2 separate regions of the Homo sapiens genome follow, and region 1 is linked to region 2. The links are chromatin loops, found by intact Hi-C in ENCODE. Cell type or tissue: breast epithelium. All regions are shown on one strand.

Region 1 (8,000 bases), 120 kb after region 2:
ATGTGATTGACCTTTCATATTTGCCTCTCAGGGGCCTGTTTTCTCTTCTTAACAGTCATCAAGGCTGGATGCAGTGGCTCACACCTGTAATCCCAACACTTTGGGAGGCTGAGGCGGGGGGATCACGACTTCAGGAGTTCAAGACCAGCCTGACCAGCATAGTGAAACCCCATCTCTACTAAAAATACAAAAAATCAGCCAGGCATGGTGGTGTGCAACTGTAGTCCCAGGTTCTTGGGAGGCTGAGGCAGGAGAATTGCTTGAACCCAGCAGGTGGAGGCTGCAGCGAGCCGAGATTGTGCCACTGCTCTCCAGTTTGGGTGACAGAGTGAGAATCCATCTCAAAAAAACAAAACAACAGCAACAACAAGAAACAGTCATCAATTTTTACTTGGAGTTCTATTGCTTTCCCACATTCAGTTCTTGTAGTGTGATGGGTAGTTTCAGGATCAGTCCATGATTCGACTTAAAGAAGTAAAATGTAAAAGACCCCCAGGACCAAGAAAGCAAGGCTTTGCTACCAGACCTGAACCTAAAGGGAAGAGAAGCTGGAGGGTTGGCAGGCATTTTATCACTATGAGGAGGAGCCTTGGAAAGGCAGGACCAAGACTTGTTCTAAGATGAGACTAGAGAAACCCTGGAGCAACCTGCTGCCCAGCTCTGCTCACAAGATTTAGTTACATAAGACAATCACATGATTTTGTTGTTTTGGGTTTTGGATTTTTCTTGCCTTAAAACAATTTCAGTTTGGTTCGCTACTGCTAGCAGCACACAGAGCCCAAAGAAATAACAGCAATTTGTCAACAACATCTGCATCCATATATAACATCGGGAGGTTCCAGTAGAATTTAATTGGCTCCTTCTATGGTACTGGTTTGGGGGTGTTCCTGCTGTCATGAGTGTTTCTTTGTAAATATGTAGATGATGAAGTCTGTCTTAATCCTTTAACACTCTCTCTTCCTAGCTTTTTCTAGACCTCCATTGATTACACAGCTGCCATTCTGCCCAAGACCTCCAGCTTTACTAACGTGAGAATCAACCAAAGATACAAAGATACAAGAAATTCACTATTTCCATCCCCTTGACACTATCTGAGGTTTCACGAAGAATATTCCACAGACCACTTTGGTCAAAATCGCCAGGGATGCTTAATAAATGTTCAACCTCTTGGACCCTTCACCAGACTTACCGAATCATAAATCTCTCTAGTAAGAAGTGTATAGGGATCTGCACTTTTAGTAAATTCTCCGGTGAATGTTATACACTAAAGGGTAAAAGCCACTATCTGAGCTGGGGAGGAAGATCAGCAGGATCAGCTGAGGCCATTGCTGAACTCTAAGAAATGCCTTCCTATTGTTGCAGGGACAAGCCTCCTGATGAGCTAGAACCAGGGTCCTTCCTGTTACCTTCAAACTCTGAATAAAAAGCTGTGCACTCTCTGATTTCTAAGGGCCCAACCAGTCCCATGTGTATGATTTTCAGAAGGCTACGTCACCACTCCGAGGATCTATTTTCCCATCTGTGTTGCTAGATTCAGGAACTCTGTATATAACCATTCTAGCTACCATTTTTAGTCCTTACAATATTAATAATAATTTACTAATGACAAAAAAAAATTGTAAACACTTACTGTATGACAGAAGCTGTGTCAAGAATTTTGTAGATGTTACCTCAATTCATCTCCATAACAACCTATGGGATAGTTGTGGTGGATTACTTTAATGGCCCCAACACATCACCCCTCCCTATCATTAGGCACTCTGTCATGTACTTTTTAGCCCTTCTACTAAGGAGGTAGAATCTATTCCCCTTTCCTTGAATTTGGGCTCATCTTCATAACTCCCTTTGGTCAGATGAGGCAGAAGTGATGGTGTGTCAGTTCTGAGCCTGTACACAAGACACCTTGTGAGTTTCTACTTAACCTCTGTGCTCCTGCTACTGTCACAAGGACATGCCTGATATTTCAGAGGGAGGATGAAAGACATGCAGAGCAGGCTCTCGAGCTAACATGACTCAGCCAAGCCAAGATTAGAGTAGAGCACCCCCCTTCCCCACTGAACTGCAGGAGCAAGAGCAGCCCAGCCTAGATCAGTGAGCCTGGGTTAGGTCAGCTGGCCCTAGCTGCCCCACTGATGCATGAGCTTCAAGTGCCAGCTGTTTAAAGCCAATGAATTGGGTGAGGTGGTGGGAAGAGAGAGGTTGTTATATAACAAGTTTACGGTAATAGCTAACAGATACACTAGGTAATATTAATATTCCCACTTTATAGATAAGAAAACTGAGGGTCAGTGAAGCAAAGTAACTTGTTCAAAGTCACACTATTAATAGTAAGAGCCAAAGTTGGGATTTGATGCTAGATCTATTCAAAGCTTAGGCTCTTAATTCACATTAAACTGTCAGCTACTGGGTTGAGGACTCTGGTCCCCAAGCTATGTGTCTTTAATCTAGTGTGGCTTGTGAGTCTCAAGCAGTCTCTGACTTTAAAGTGAATTTCTGGCAGGCTGTGGTGGCTCATGCCTGTAATCCCAGGACTTTAGGAGGCTGAGGAAGGTGGATTTTCTGAGCTCAGGAATTTGAGACCAGCCTGGGCAACATGGCAAAACCCTATCTCTACCAAAAATACAAAAAAATTAGCCAGGCATGGTGGTGCACGCCTGTGGTCCCAGCTACTCAGGAGGCTGAGGTGAGAGGATCACTTGAGCCTGGGAGGCAGAGGCTGTAGTGAGCCAAGATCGTGCCACTGCACTTCAACCTGGGTGACAGAGTGAGACCTTGTTTCAAAAAAAAAAAAAAAAAAAAAAGTTCTTAAAATATTTCTAATCTTCAAATAAAAAAAAATAAATTTTCCCCTCCAGATTTCATTAAAAATTCTGGAGGTGAGGTCCAAAAATCTGTAGTCTTAAAACGCTCCCGTATTATTTTAATGCATTTGTGGGGATGAATGGCCTATATTTGGAGTAGGAGAGAAGGGCTTGTCCTAAACGAGGGGACACTGAGTATTCACTGAAGTTCTTTCCATCTCATAGGCTGTGAATGTGCAGTCTACCTTAATCCATCTATGCATAAGAAAGGAAGCTTGCAGGCTTTAAATCAGAAAGGAACAAGGTGTTTCATTGGGAGCCTAAGGAAAGAAAAAAAATATATATTGCATCTTTTGGATGAAAGGGCCCTTAATCTTCAAAACACAAACCATTTTCCATACCAAAGCCCCTTCAAGTCTAGGAAGTCTGCTGGGGCCTCAAGTCAGGCAAACAGCTTGTGTTTTGCAGATTAAGGGGCCTTTGACCCAGAGGATCCATTTTTGTGAAACTCCAAAGGAAATGCCTGGTCTATTTCTAGCCCATACACTCCCTGACAGAGGCAGCTCTAAATGCAGTCTGAGAAGAAGGCCGCTTCCCTGCTGGGAGTGGGGCCCAGCACACAGGAGGTAGTTAGATGAATGGAAGGTTTCCTGAAAGAGATCCTTTGCCTCAAAATATCATACCTGCTTCCTTGCCAGGATGCCCCAAATGCTCATTATAGAATAAACACAACTTTGAACTAATGAAAATTCCTGCTCAAGGAAGAGGGCCAATCATGCCAACCAGCAGGAGCAGGCATATTTCTAACACCTTCGAATTGAGGGGTACATTACCTCATTCGGTTTTCACAACACCGTGTTGTTGGCACAACGGGGAAACTGAATCATCACCCCACAGGCAAGGAAACTGAGAATTGAAGTAGTGTGCCTAAGATTACCCAAGCAAGCTCTCATGCTCCTCCCTAATCAGACCCCAGCCATAGGAATTCAACAAGGGCAAGATAAAGTCAGAAGCAGGGTTATTTGTGGAGGATAAACTAGAGCATGCCATCAGGTTTAGCTGACACTTAACTAAGCTAAGTGAAAATACCCCAATTCTAGCCTCCACTACTACTATAGAGGCAAGACTTGGGGCAACTGATATCCCTAAATCTCTGGAACTTGGTCTCTGCACCTGTGCAACGAGGAAGGTAGACTTAAGTGTTTTCTTATGTTCCTTCCAAGAATCATAGTACTTGTCTTGGACTATAATTCTGTACTGGTGAAATAAGGAAGAAACTTGCACTTTATGGAGGGGGTGGGGGAGGGGAATAGAGAGAGAGAGAGAATCATGCTCAATCTTGGCTCGCCTTGGATGAGGGGACATTGTGCCAGACAAGAGAGATCGAGTCTGAGGAAGTGAATGGATTTGATTTGTCTAAGCCTTAGCAAAGCAAATATTACTGAAATGTTGGCTGAGCGCCACTGACTTCCAAACAGAAAATGGCTTCCAGATATACTGTGGGAGCTCAGCAGGGTCTGTTAGAGTGAGTGATGGGGTGGCCATGCACTGCTGGAGAGCAGGGAGAAAGATTATAATATTCTCCCGACTGAGACGGACACAAACAGCCAGCTCAGGAGGAGGAGAGAAGGCACCAGCTGAATGTCCCCTAAAAGGCTCAGATAATTTACAGAAATCCCAGAAGGGCCTTTGGAAACTGTTAACCTAAGGCTGCTTGAGCCAAGTTACGTGGTTAGATGCCAAGAGAGTTGGTGAGTGCAGCAAGCACTGATGTGGGAGTCAGGAGGCCTGAGCTCAGGGCCCAGCTAGGTTTCTAATTCATCATGTGATCTGAGTCAAGGCTCATCCCATCCACAGACCTCAGTTAGTCTGTGCAGAAAGTTGGAAGTTTTAAATTATCTCTAAGGGCCCTTCTAACTCAGGCATTCTATGACACACTCTATCGGTGACTCACTCAACAGGTACCTACTGGATACCTTTCCAATATCAGTGATTCTTTCAACAGGTACTTACTGGATACCTTTCCAATATCAGTGATTCATTCAAAAGGTACTTAATGAACACCTACCCAATATCAGTGATTTGATCAACAGGAACCTAATGGACACCTATCCAATATTAGTGATTCATTCAACAGGTACTTAATGGACACCTATCCAATATCAGTGATTCATTCAACAGGTGCTTAATGGACACCTATCTAATATCAGTGATTTGTTCAACAGGTACTTAATGGACACCTTTCAAGTGCCATGCAGTGTGCTCAGACTTCTCTAAATCTAAAATCTGCTTTCTGTGAGATTATCAACACTTTCCTCAGGTGGGCACTGGCCTAAAGGTATCATCCAATCCAGCCTTCTACCTTCAGGAGGTACAGCCTCACAACATGGTTTGATGTTCATCTTATTCCTGATGGCCCATAGAGAAGAGAAAGGGCTTTCCTTGAGAACCACTAAGATTTCGTGCAGTCAGGATGTTCTTCTTTTGAATGCCACCTGAGACTTGCTTGATGTCCAGGGAGGTAGTTATTGCTAAGGCTGACATGTATGGGTAAAAGTCTCTTGGTGTGCACATTTATTATGTGTTATTGGCATCACCATTTACATGTCAGGTATAGATTGAAAAGAAAACCCCTCAGAAATGTCAGGGTGATGTTTCCTTCAAGTGCTCTGGAATACCCTAAATTAAACGGTCCTTAAAGAGAATGAAATGCAGCTGCTTTATTTTATGAAAAAGGAAATCAAGGCTTGCCCAAGGTCCCACAGCTAGTTAATGGCAGGAAACCAAAAGTATAGACCACATCTTCATGCCTCCTCCTGCATATGGTTTTTATGACTGCAAACACCCTCTCCTGTTCCTACATACGTTGATTTATTTTTGGTGGGTTTTGTTTTCCTTTGTTTTTAACATAGGAACCATTTCCCAGGAAGTCAACTTCCCAAATTCGGCTTCTCATTACTCCGAGAGCAATCACGCTGTAATGTGTGTGAAGGATGGAGAAACATTTGGACCTTTGGGGAACACGCTGGAGAGGTGATAGAGAGGGTGGGCTGTGAGGGTGGGAGTGAAATGTGGGAGAGAGAGTGTGTGCTGGGGAGCAGAGGGAGCAAGAATGCTGCAGTCAAATGCAGAGATGGAAACAAAGCAGTCGTATTGATTTGAAAAGGCAGTTCACTGAACTGACGCTGCCAGCCTGGCTCTTCCTGGTCTGCTCTCAGCAGGTCTGTAAAGGCACACACGTACCCTTGGAGGTTCAGAACCATCTACTCTGTATGCAGAGGGTGAATTGTGGGGAATGGGGACCAGAAGGGATGTGTTTGCTTGACAGAATGGGAGAGAGAAGAGAAAAAAAAAGAGAAAATATGAGAATGAAAGAGGATAGCTCCCTTTTAGATGAATACAATATAAAAGCAACCAGGTGAATGGGTCTAAATGGACAGGCATCTGATTCCACGGAAATGGGATGGGGAAGCCTTTTCTTTAAGAAAAGGATTAATGGGAGAGAGGGAGAAGGGGCCAACCTCTTCTCCATCTCGATGGTTCCATTTCTAAGCAGATTTCGTCCTCTCTCATCTGACTGGACCAGCCTCCTAATTCAGCTCCTGAACTCAATCCTCCCCTTTCTAAACCCTTGCCGGAAAGAGATGCTCAATAAATGTTTGATGAGAAAATAAACAGCCCCTAACATTGATTCCATCTTGTCAATGATGACGAATTTTTAGCGCATCACCACTTCTGCAGAGAATGCAAACTCAAAAACCCACAGTCCAGGCAGTAAACACAAAGGAATGACGTGGCCAGGTGTAGACTTTAAAAAGGGAATACGGTGACAAATCGTAGGCACAGGTCCCAGTCTGGAAGGACAGTAGAGAGCTTCCACGTAGGAATGAGATCTTTAGGCTGCTGGGTCACTTGTTTCAGGATAAGCCAGGAGGAAATACAGGTATATGAAATCTCTCCTATTTAAAGCATTGACCAATGTTCTCTCTTCCACTCTAGCCCTGTGAGTGTCAAATACAAGAACATAGCCATGTGTTGACAAGTGCACCTGTTTGTGACTATAGGCTTACAGGATCAAGTCCAAACATCTTAATTAAAAGCCCAAGATTCTCCCTTAACTACATCTAACCTAATTCCCTAGTCTTGCTTTTGCTTTCTAACCAGAATTGAACCTGTGACCACAGTCAGTCCAATTTTGACAGGTTGGGAAACTTACTGCTGTCTTTACAGATACAGAGCAGTTCCTCTGCCTGTTTCTGCCTCTTGGACTTAGTTCAAGTTCCACCTAAGCTCTGCCTCTTCTAGGAAGTTTTTCCTGATGACATCAGCCCCTTCTCAAATCCTATAGCTTGGAGGGAATATAAGTGTCTTTTGTCCTTCAAAAGATATACCATATTTCCATGGTTACTTAGCAGAGTACTACAGTCAGAAGAGTGTTTCACTGGGAACCTAGGATGCCTGGGTTCTAATCCTGGCTCCTCCATATCTCCCCCTGAACTTGCTGGGCAGGTAGCCTTGGGCAAGTTACTCTCTTCTCTGAGACTCAATTTCCACCACGTTTGAAATAAAGATACTGGCTTAAGTCAGCAGTTTTTAAAGTGGGCTCAGAGGTAGCTATGATGCAGGGAGGAGTGTTGAGTTGCAGGAGAGGATATCTAGGCCAATGCTGCTGCTTCCTTGAAAAACACCAATCTCCAATCTCTAAGGCTCTGATTAGTTTCTGGTATTCAGATTATGAGGTTTTTGTTTTTGTTTTTGTTTCTTTTTTTTTTTGCCTCTGCAATTAGATTGGGCTTTTTTTTTTTTTTCTTTAAGCCAGCTAAGCTTCATTGACCATGCATCATGCATTACGTCCCAGGCACTGTACTAGATGCTGTTCCTGTTTTTTATATCTCTTGTCTACTCTTAACCCCTAACAATGTGCTGGGTACTTGTTGAAAGATGCAGGGAGAAGAACAACAATGATAGGTGTTTTTCCCCTCACGGCCTCTCCCGGGACACCTTACTCTGGCAGTCACTTCCGGTTTCTGGAATTCAATCTTCTCTCCATAAGTGGAGAAGACTGAAATAGAAGGAATCTTTCAGATCAAAAAACAGGCGGGGTGGGGGCGGGCGCGGTGGCTCACGCCTGTAATCCCAGCACTTTGGGAGGCCGAGGCGGGCGGATCACGAGGTCAGAAGATCGAGACCATCCTGGCT
Region 2 (8,000 bases):
GACCAGCCTGGCCAACATGGCGAAACCATCTCTACTAAAAATATAAAAATTAACCAGGCGTGGTGGCAGGTGCCTGTAATCCCAGCTACTCGGGAGGCTGAGGCAGGAGAATCGCTTGAACCCGGGAGGCAGAGGTCAAGTGAGCTGAGACTGCACCACTGCACTCCAGCCTGGGCAACAGAGCAAGACTCTGTCTCAAAAAAATTAAAAAAAAAAGGAAAACAAAATGTTTATTGAATTCTCCAAAGAAAATCACTATTGCATGCCTTCAGAAGATGGTAGCTATAAAAATAAATATGTTGAAGATAATGTTAATAAATTCTAGTCAGACACTGTTGCCTGCTAAAAAAATCAAACCTCCATGACTGCTCTCATGTTGAAATGCAGGCAATTAGCAAGTGTTAGGTGTTAAAGGCATGCTAGCACCAAACTGAAACTTTTTGATGTAATCTGCAGGTTCCACAGAGAACTGAAATGGATCAACTTCCCCACCCGGTGATCCAGTGTTGTTTGAAGTTGTATGGGTGTCCCATCTAGCATCAACTCACATTTCAAAAAACTCCAGCTTAAGAGATGGTGACAAACTCTTGGGCCTCCCAGGTAAAAGTTTCTGCCTCAGTTTGTGATGCTGAGTTTCAGAGTGTCAACTTGGCACATCCATAGAAATTATCTAGTTCAGCTCTTTTGTTCTATGAATAGGAAAACTGAAGCCCAAAATGGGAAGATGATTTCTTAAAGGTAACGTGGCTGATAAATGACAAGATCCAGGTCTGTGTCCTGAGTTTCTGTTTTCCAATCTAATAATCCAATCTGTTGTAATTCTAATCCCTATCACCCCATCCCTGGAAAATTAAAAATATCAAGGGGTTGATCATTTTGTAGGAAAAAAGGCCAATGGTTGGATTTATATAAATATTATAAATCTTCAGCCTAACACTTTTCACTTCATGTTATAAAAGCTCCAAGGACATTTTAGGTATACTATGCATTTATGCTTTCATTTTATTTTAAAAAATGCTTACATAGCTCTTGACAGGCACCAGGCACAGTCCTAATCACCTAACATATATAACCATATTTTATAGCAAACCTATGAGGTAGGTATTTTAGAGCCCCCATTTTAAAGAAAATAGGGCACAGAGAAGTTGCCCAAGGTCAAATGGCCAGTAGATAGGAGAATTAAGACTTGAGTCTGGCTCCAAATCCTGTGTTCTTACTTAGTATATTATATTTCCTCTCGACACATAAAAAGGGCAATCCCGAGGCTCAGTACATTAGGAGAAAACAGTAAATAAAAGGTGATAAAAAATAGAAGTCTCTGACTCCTAGAAAAAACTCAGGCATTTAATTATAGACAGTTAGACAGGCAAGAGTTGGAGTCACATCTTGAGTGCTGAACAGCTGTGGGACCCTTATTCTCTCAAGGCGTCAGTTTCCCCATCTGCTAACAGGAATAATAGTATCTAATCCAAATGCTGAGAATGACATAGTGGCATAGGACTGCATCTACCTAACTAGTTCCTGAGACACAGAAAGTACTCGGTTGATGGTAGCATAAGATTGACAGGATGACACAAGACTCTACACTGATTGATTGACTCAGTGAGCTGGCTGAAGGCAGGAGACAGGCCCTGATGACTCTGTTCTGTTTGGGACAGCTAGACTCTCCTCTCATGGAAAACATAAAGCTTATCTTGCAGAGGGCTCCGTGGATGTCAAAGGGGAAAGCAGGCCTTCAATGAACCCAAATTTGGGTCTGATAAGAAAATAGAATTTAAGAGTTAAATACATTAACTTTATTTATTTATTTATTTATTTATTTATTTATTTATTTATTTATTTTTTGAGACACAGTTCCACTCTTATTGCCCAGGCTGGAGTGAAATGGCACTATCTCAGCTCACTGCAACCTCTGCCTCCCAGGTTCAAGCGATTCTCCTGCCTCAGCCTCCCCAGTAGCTGGGATTACAGGCATGTGCCGCCACACCCGGCTAATTTTGTAGTTTTAGTAGAGACAGGGTTTCATCATATTGGTCAGGCTGGTCTCGAACTCCTGACCTCAGGTGATCCGCCCTTCTTGGTCTCCCAAAGTGCTGGGATTACAGGCATGAGCCACTGCACCTGGCCAACTTTCTTGAATAAAAGTAGAAGTACTACAACGAATCCCCTAGCAAGGAGATGTAGACTGCCATTTATGTATAGAAACTAGGCCCTATTTGGCCACCCACACTCTGGAGCCATCAAGGAACCAATGGCTTTTACTTTGGGCTGGTCATTAATCTCTCCAAATCACCTGGGCTGAGTAGCGAAGGTTAAGGGCTAAAAATGGACCAAAGGAAAACTCATATGCACAAGGCTGTGATGCACATACGGATGAATGGATTTGTCTTAAAGGGTAAAACCATTTCAAATAGAGAAGCACAGGAGATCTAGAGGGAGTGTATGCCTTTTGGGGAGAAAGTGTGACATAAATCATTTTCTTGGCCTGTTCAGCTTATTCAGCAGCATCTCAGTTTTCTGTGTTTCCTCATCCATCCACTTAAAGTGGTTTCTTTTCCTTGGGAATAAGGATTGTATGCTAAAGAGTCTTACTCCTTGTGCATATAGCCTAAATTCCCTCTGTTTTTTTTTTGTTTGTTTTTGTTTTTTGTAGTAATCAGCCAAATCTTTCTGCAAAAGCATTTTATCAAATGCTTCCTTTGTTTGGGGCCAAATAATCATCATAGTACATTTCCATCATGAACTTTTCTCTTTTATGGGCTCCCAGGATTTTCAGTGGACTAATGGGTGTCGTTATAAGACATCCACAGTTCCATTTGAGCTGTACAGCACTGTAGGAGCAGGATCCCTGATGCATTCTGGGCTCCCAGAGCTGGGTTAGGGCTTAGAGTTCACAGAAACCAGTTATTTTCAAATGCTATTCCATAGAACTCTGCTTTTATCTGTGGTACACAGTGGCTCCTAGGTAAGATTTTGCTTGATCAAATAATTTCTTGTCTAAAGACTTGAATAAACTCAAATATTAAAAACACAAACATGTCTTCTCATTTATCAGATGAGGGAACCTCAGGCCTGGGGGACAAAGTAAAATTAAGTTACCAAATCTGCTGTGAGCACTAGATTTGGAATCAGGAATTCCATTACCAATCCTGCCATTTACTAACTGTGCAACCCTAGGGAAAACACTGGGTCTTGCAGGAGGATTATAGAGGAGGTGTTCCCTTCTCTGTAATTCAGAAATGTTAGTACTTCCTTTAAGGTGGCTATTATAACAGATTTAAGAAATATAATGTTGTTGTAAAGACAGGAATGCTTTTTTGCATGAGTCCATTTATTTAACAGGTACTTGAGCACATATTATATGTTAAGTACCTGCTTGGCATCTCTTCTTGGAAGTCTCAAGGATTCTCAAGCTTATCCTATAGAAAAGTGAGCACATGGTCTTCTTTCCAAATCTTTCAGGGTGTTCTAGCTCAATGAAAGATATCAACATCTATCAAGTTGTCTAACATGCCTATCTAAAGGAGGTTTATGAGTATCACCTCAATATCCCTTTTCTCTTCAACTCTTGTAGACAATCTAACATCAAGCTCTGCCATTTTTTCCTTCTAAATATGTTGGCATATCTGCACATTTCCAGTTTTTACAACTTGTACCATCTCCTTAACCCACATCATGGTCATCTCTCTCCTAGGCCCTTTGTGCCTCCCATTGGTCTACCTGTAATCACCTTCTCATATCTGCACCATAGTCAGATACTTCCATTTCTGTTCTTTTTTAAGGTAGACTTCCTTGACCACATTGACCCCCAACTCTACATCGTTTGTTCACAGCAACTCCTCCCTTTTTACAGACGTATCCTTGACATTTCCTAATCATTGGCATGGTTACATAATTAATGCCTGGCTTTCCAACAAAACTCAAATGTCCATGAAGGTAGAGATCCTACTTCAGACTTCATCCACTTTAGGAGCTTGGATGACTGTCTTTCCACCCCTGAAACTCATTTTTCTGAACTATGAAAGGCAGAAAATAACTAAGATACCAGAAAAGAGACTTTGAGCTTTGATAGTCTGTAGATTCTTTGGATATCTATATCTCTATGCATATGCACATATAAATATACACATAGAGGTATGTTTATCTAGTTATAGAGATGGACAGAAGTGTGTGGGTGCACACACAAACACATACACACACAAATATCCACACACACATACACAGCCCAAGGAATCAATACAACTACCTCTGACTCTTCCCTCTCCAGAGGCTTCCTATGCAGATTTATTCTTTCTGTCTTCTGGGTACGACAGAAACAATACATCATATGACCACAAACTGGATTATGCTATTCATTAATTTTATTCAGTTGAGATTTATTGAGTGCCTGCTCTGTGACAGCTATTATACTTGCATCTGGACACTCCAAAGTGAAAGGGTCAGGGTCACTGAACTTTCCCTTGCAGCAGTCCTAATTCCAGTTAGATTAGCTCCCTTTCAGACTTGGCTCAAGGCCACTCATGCAGTGGCACTGAGTGAGACTCTCTACCTGAATTCTCCAGGTCCTTATAAGCTTCGGCCCAAGACTTGGCCATGTTGGCCAGCGTGTACTCCATGATCTGGATGTCCGTGATGGGGCAGTTGCACTGCGGAAACTCCTCGGCACATTGGCAGCGACACTGGCTGTTCTGGCACAGGTACTCCCCCTCCCCATTGCACATGATATAGCTCAAGGCCGACTGGACAAACTTCTCTTGCAGATACTGAGGAAAGATTATCTGAAGACCTGTGTGAGAATAGCAAGAAGGGAAAACAGAAAGGTTTAAAAAAAGGTGTTTCATTAACAATTTCCAAAGGTGATACATAGGAATCTGAAGCTGCTACATTTCTCCCTGTGTATTGGAACCAATATATTTCTGGGCCAACCTAGATCCAGACAGGGTATTATTGGTGAGGCTTCCAGTTGCATCACTTTTACTTAAACTTCTCAGGTCATGACTTTGGCCATCTCTGAAAGGCATACTCTATTCTGTTATAGTAGGACTGAGGCTAGAGCCACATATGGTATATACCTTTTCCATTTGTGGAGAAAACTCTTATTGAAAATATAACATTATTGTTTATTATTCTTTATTTCCTCAAGTGCTTTCCTTAAGTATTTATATAAACCCTATTTATGAAACACAAGTTCTGAGCTAGGCACTAGGCCTGTAGAGATAAAAAAAAAAAAAAGACACAATCCTTGCCCTTGGGGAGTTTACAATATAATCAGCAGGTGTAGACATGGACGCACATCATCATAACATGGCTTTATAGACCTATAGCAGAGAGAGCCATATGAGGCAAATGAACAGCAGAAGACTGCAAATAACATTGTTTAGATAGCAGGGAAACCTTCATAGAGGAGACAGAATTTGGGCTGGTTGAAAAGCAAGTAAGAGAACACTAGGTTAAAAGAAGAACAGGAAGGACATTCTTAAAAGAGGAAAGGCATCATGTGTCTGGAAATTCCTAGTGAAGAAATGAACTTGGATGAATGGAGGTGCTCGTGCTGTAGAAAATAGCTGTAGAGAGGGACAGAGGCCAGTGTGCAAAGGGCTTTATTATATGCTAGGGAATTTGGACATTATTCTGTGGATCATAGGTACACATTGGTAGTTTTGAAGGGTACGAGTAACATAATTAGAGTGATATAATTTAATAGGACCACTGTAACATAAAAACTAACACATCACTAGACACAAGCATCACTAGATAATTAATTTTCTCTTCTTTGCTCTAACAGTGAGGAAGCCATGGTCTACCAATAGGAAGTGACCAGCCCATGGTTACAGGATTAGCACTCTGGATTACATCTCATGATCCTCTCTTTATACTTGAATATTCAAAGTCTTAATACAGAGAGCCAATGATAGAGAAGGATTTATTTGGACATGAGCACTACTCTGGTACCTATGAAAAGTCAGCAGAGTGGTCTATTGTCTGTGGTGCCCAGAGAGAAGGACAGATCTGGGCTAACTTAATTCATTAGGGCACTTTCGCTTAGGACATTTCTCTCCACCTCATTTGGAGCTGCAAACAGTTTTAGCTTCCAATATGAGGTAATGGTTCTACTACTCACTGTGTAAAAGAGAACTGTATTCTTATTTGGATTATTTTTTTTCTCATTTATGCTTCAGGGACACTCCTTAATCCAACTCATCAGGGATTTGCTCAACAAGGTCAGCATTTCTTCCATTTTCTATTCACAGTTGTTTCTAGATTTTTATCTTTTTTCCATTTTCTTCAGGTTTTATATATACTTAAATAAGCCCCATCCTTTCAACCTGTCTTCACATGGCAGCTAAAAGAGAATATTTTCAGAGGGACATTGTGGGAAAGAAGATGATTCCTCCAGCATGCCTTATGGCAGGACACCACACGCTGTAGTAAAAAACCTGGGCATGGCTGCACTGCATGCTGTAGTCAGAAACCTGGGCATGGCTGCACTGCACGGTGTGGTCAAAAACCTGGGCAGGGCTGCACTGGCTCCTCTTCTTACTACCTAAGTCATCTCAAGCAAAATATTCAGCCTGCCTGTTAGGTTCCACTTAGTATCTATGTACAAAGATTATTGAGAGGACTACATGAAAGAATGCCTACAAATTATCTGGAAAAGCTCCTGGCACATAGCAAGCAAACAATAAATGTTGTCTGTTCTTATTTTTGATGTGATGACGATGACGATATTGATGATGATGCCACTCCTCTGATTAAAGTGGTTAAAGGTTTAACAAAACCTTCAGGATTAATGAAAGAAAAACAGGTGTGGGTGTATAATCAAAAGGCAGTCTTCACATATTTGCAGAGCTTTGATAAGCAGGAGGGTTTAGAATTCTGTGCCTGTTGAACCAGCATTGGTGACAGGGCTGTTGAGAAAGGTGTATATGTCAATATGCATGGAAGGGATTCTAGCAGATTAAGCTATACAGTTGAACAACGGGCTGCTGTGAGACTGAGTGAGCTCCACATTGATGAGCAATGAGTCCGTATGGGTTTGAGTGACTGTTTGGGAGGGCTACTGTACAAGGGCATAACACACATACCAAAACGTGAGGTAAAACAAATCAAGAATAAAGTCCCTTCTGAACTGAGTCTACAATTCTTTCAGAGTGTGCAATTCTTTCTGAGTCTACAATTCTTTTAGTCATTTTATCTATATCACCATTTTCTCTTCTAGAGCCAAATTTATTTTTAGCTGATCCCAATCCCCCATAGGCAACTGGGTGTATGGATCGGGGTTAAGTTTCTGTTGCTTAAAGGAACTCTACAGACTATATTCTCAGTTCTATTTTTCTAGCTTGCTCATCATTTTCTTTCTCCCTTCTGTAGGGGATAAAATATTCTATTCTTGGTCCCAGCCCAAAAGGAATTTGGGGAGAGCATTTATAGAAAATTGCGTCAAATCATTTTTCCATTTGGCAAGGATACAAAAGGCAGTATTACCTACCCCATTTAATGCAACTGAAAACAGATGAAGTTTGGGGTTGGGGGTTTTCTGGGAGCAGCTAAAATACAAAACTGGCTGCTCTTTAAAAATGGAAACTCAGAACATGCCGAGCTGTCTTGGAGGCAGAATCTCCTGGGCAATTTCGAAAGAGAACAATGAAGACATAGCAATTAAAAAGCACTTTTCTGTAAAATGTCATTACTGTTTAAAGTTACATAACCATTTCTACGGCAGCGGAGGTTCACACAGCAGTCACAGACAGAGTCGTCTCCTGATGGCCTGTGTCCAACAAAGAGGCCCAGTGCTGAACTCCTACATGGGCGCCTGAATCCTGCCTGCTTCAATGGGAACCATAAATAATTTGGAGGGGGATTTGGCTTGTGAAACCACTGTTTGAAAGATATACAGCTGCCGGCTGGGGTGAAATATTCTGTCCCCACAGTTCCCAAAGACACAACACACAGACACACAGACACACACACACACACACGGAGAGAAAGAGAGAGAGAGA

What was found. A loop is a pair of places that touch in the nucleus more often than their neighbours do. Peaks named below come from ENCODE experiments on the same cell type or tissue, not always from the same donor. Only the 100,000 strongest peaks of a DNase experiment are listed, where the experiment ranks them.
Region 1: it touches region 2 in a loop (12-fold over the local background); 1 of 110 quality-filtered maps calls a loop at or near these places.

What each region holds. Positions count from the first base shown.
Region 1 is chr9:119,330,684-119,338,683 of GRCh38, forward strand. The region is part of intron 1 of BRINP1 (BMP/retinoic acid inducible neural specific 1); the gene reads right to left. Among named protein-coding and RNA genes, the nearest start is that of BRINP1, 35 kb to the right of the region's middle. In breast epithelium, no CTCF peak of the experiment used is centred here; a DNase peak (open chromatin) is centred at 3,658; H3K27ac peaks cover 1,832 bases.
Region 2 is chr9:119,209,370-119,217,369 of GRCh38, forward strand. It overlaps BRINP1 (BMP/retinoic acid inducible neural specific 1), which reads right to left. Exons shown (of 8, transcript NM_014618.3): 6 at 4,550-4,786. Among named protein-coding and RNA genes, the nearest start is that of BRINP1, 160 kb to the right of the region's middle. In breast epithelium, no CTCF peak of the experiment used is centred here; a DNase peak (open chromatin) is centred at 7,772; H3K4me3 peaks cover 372 bases; H3K27ac peaks cover 475 bases.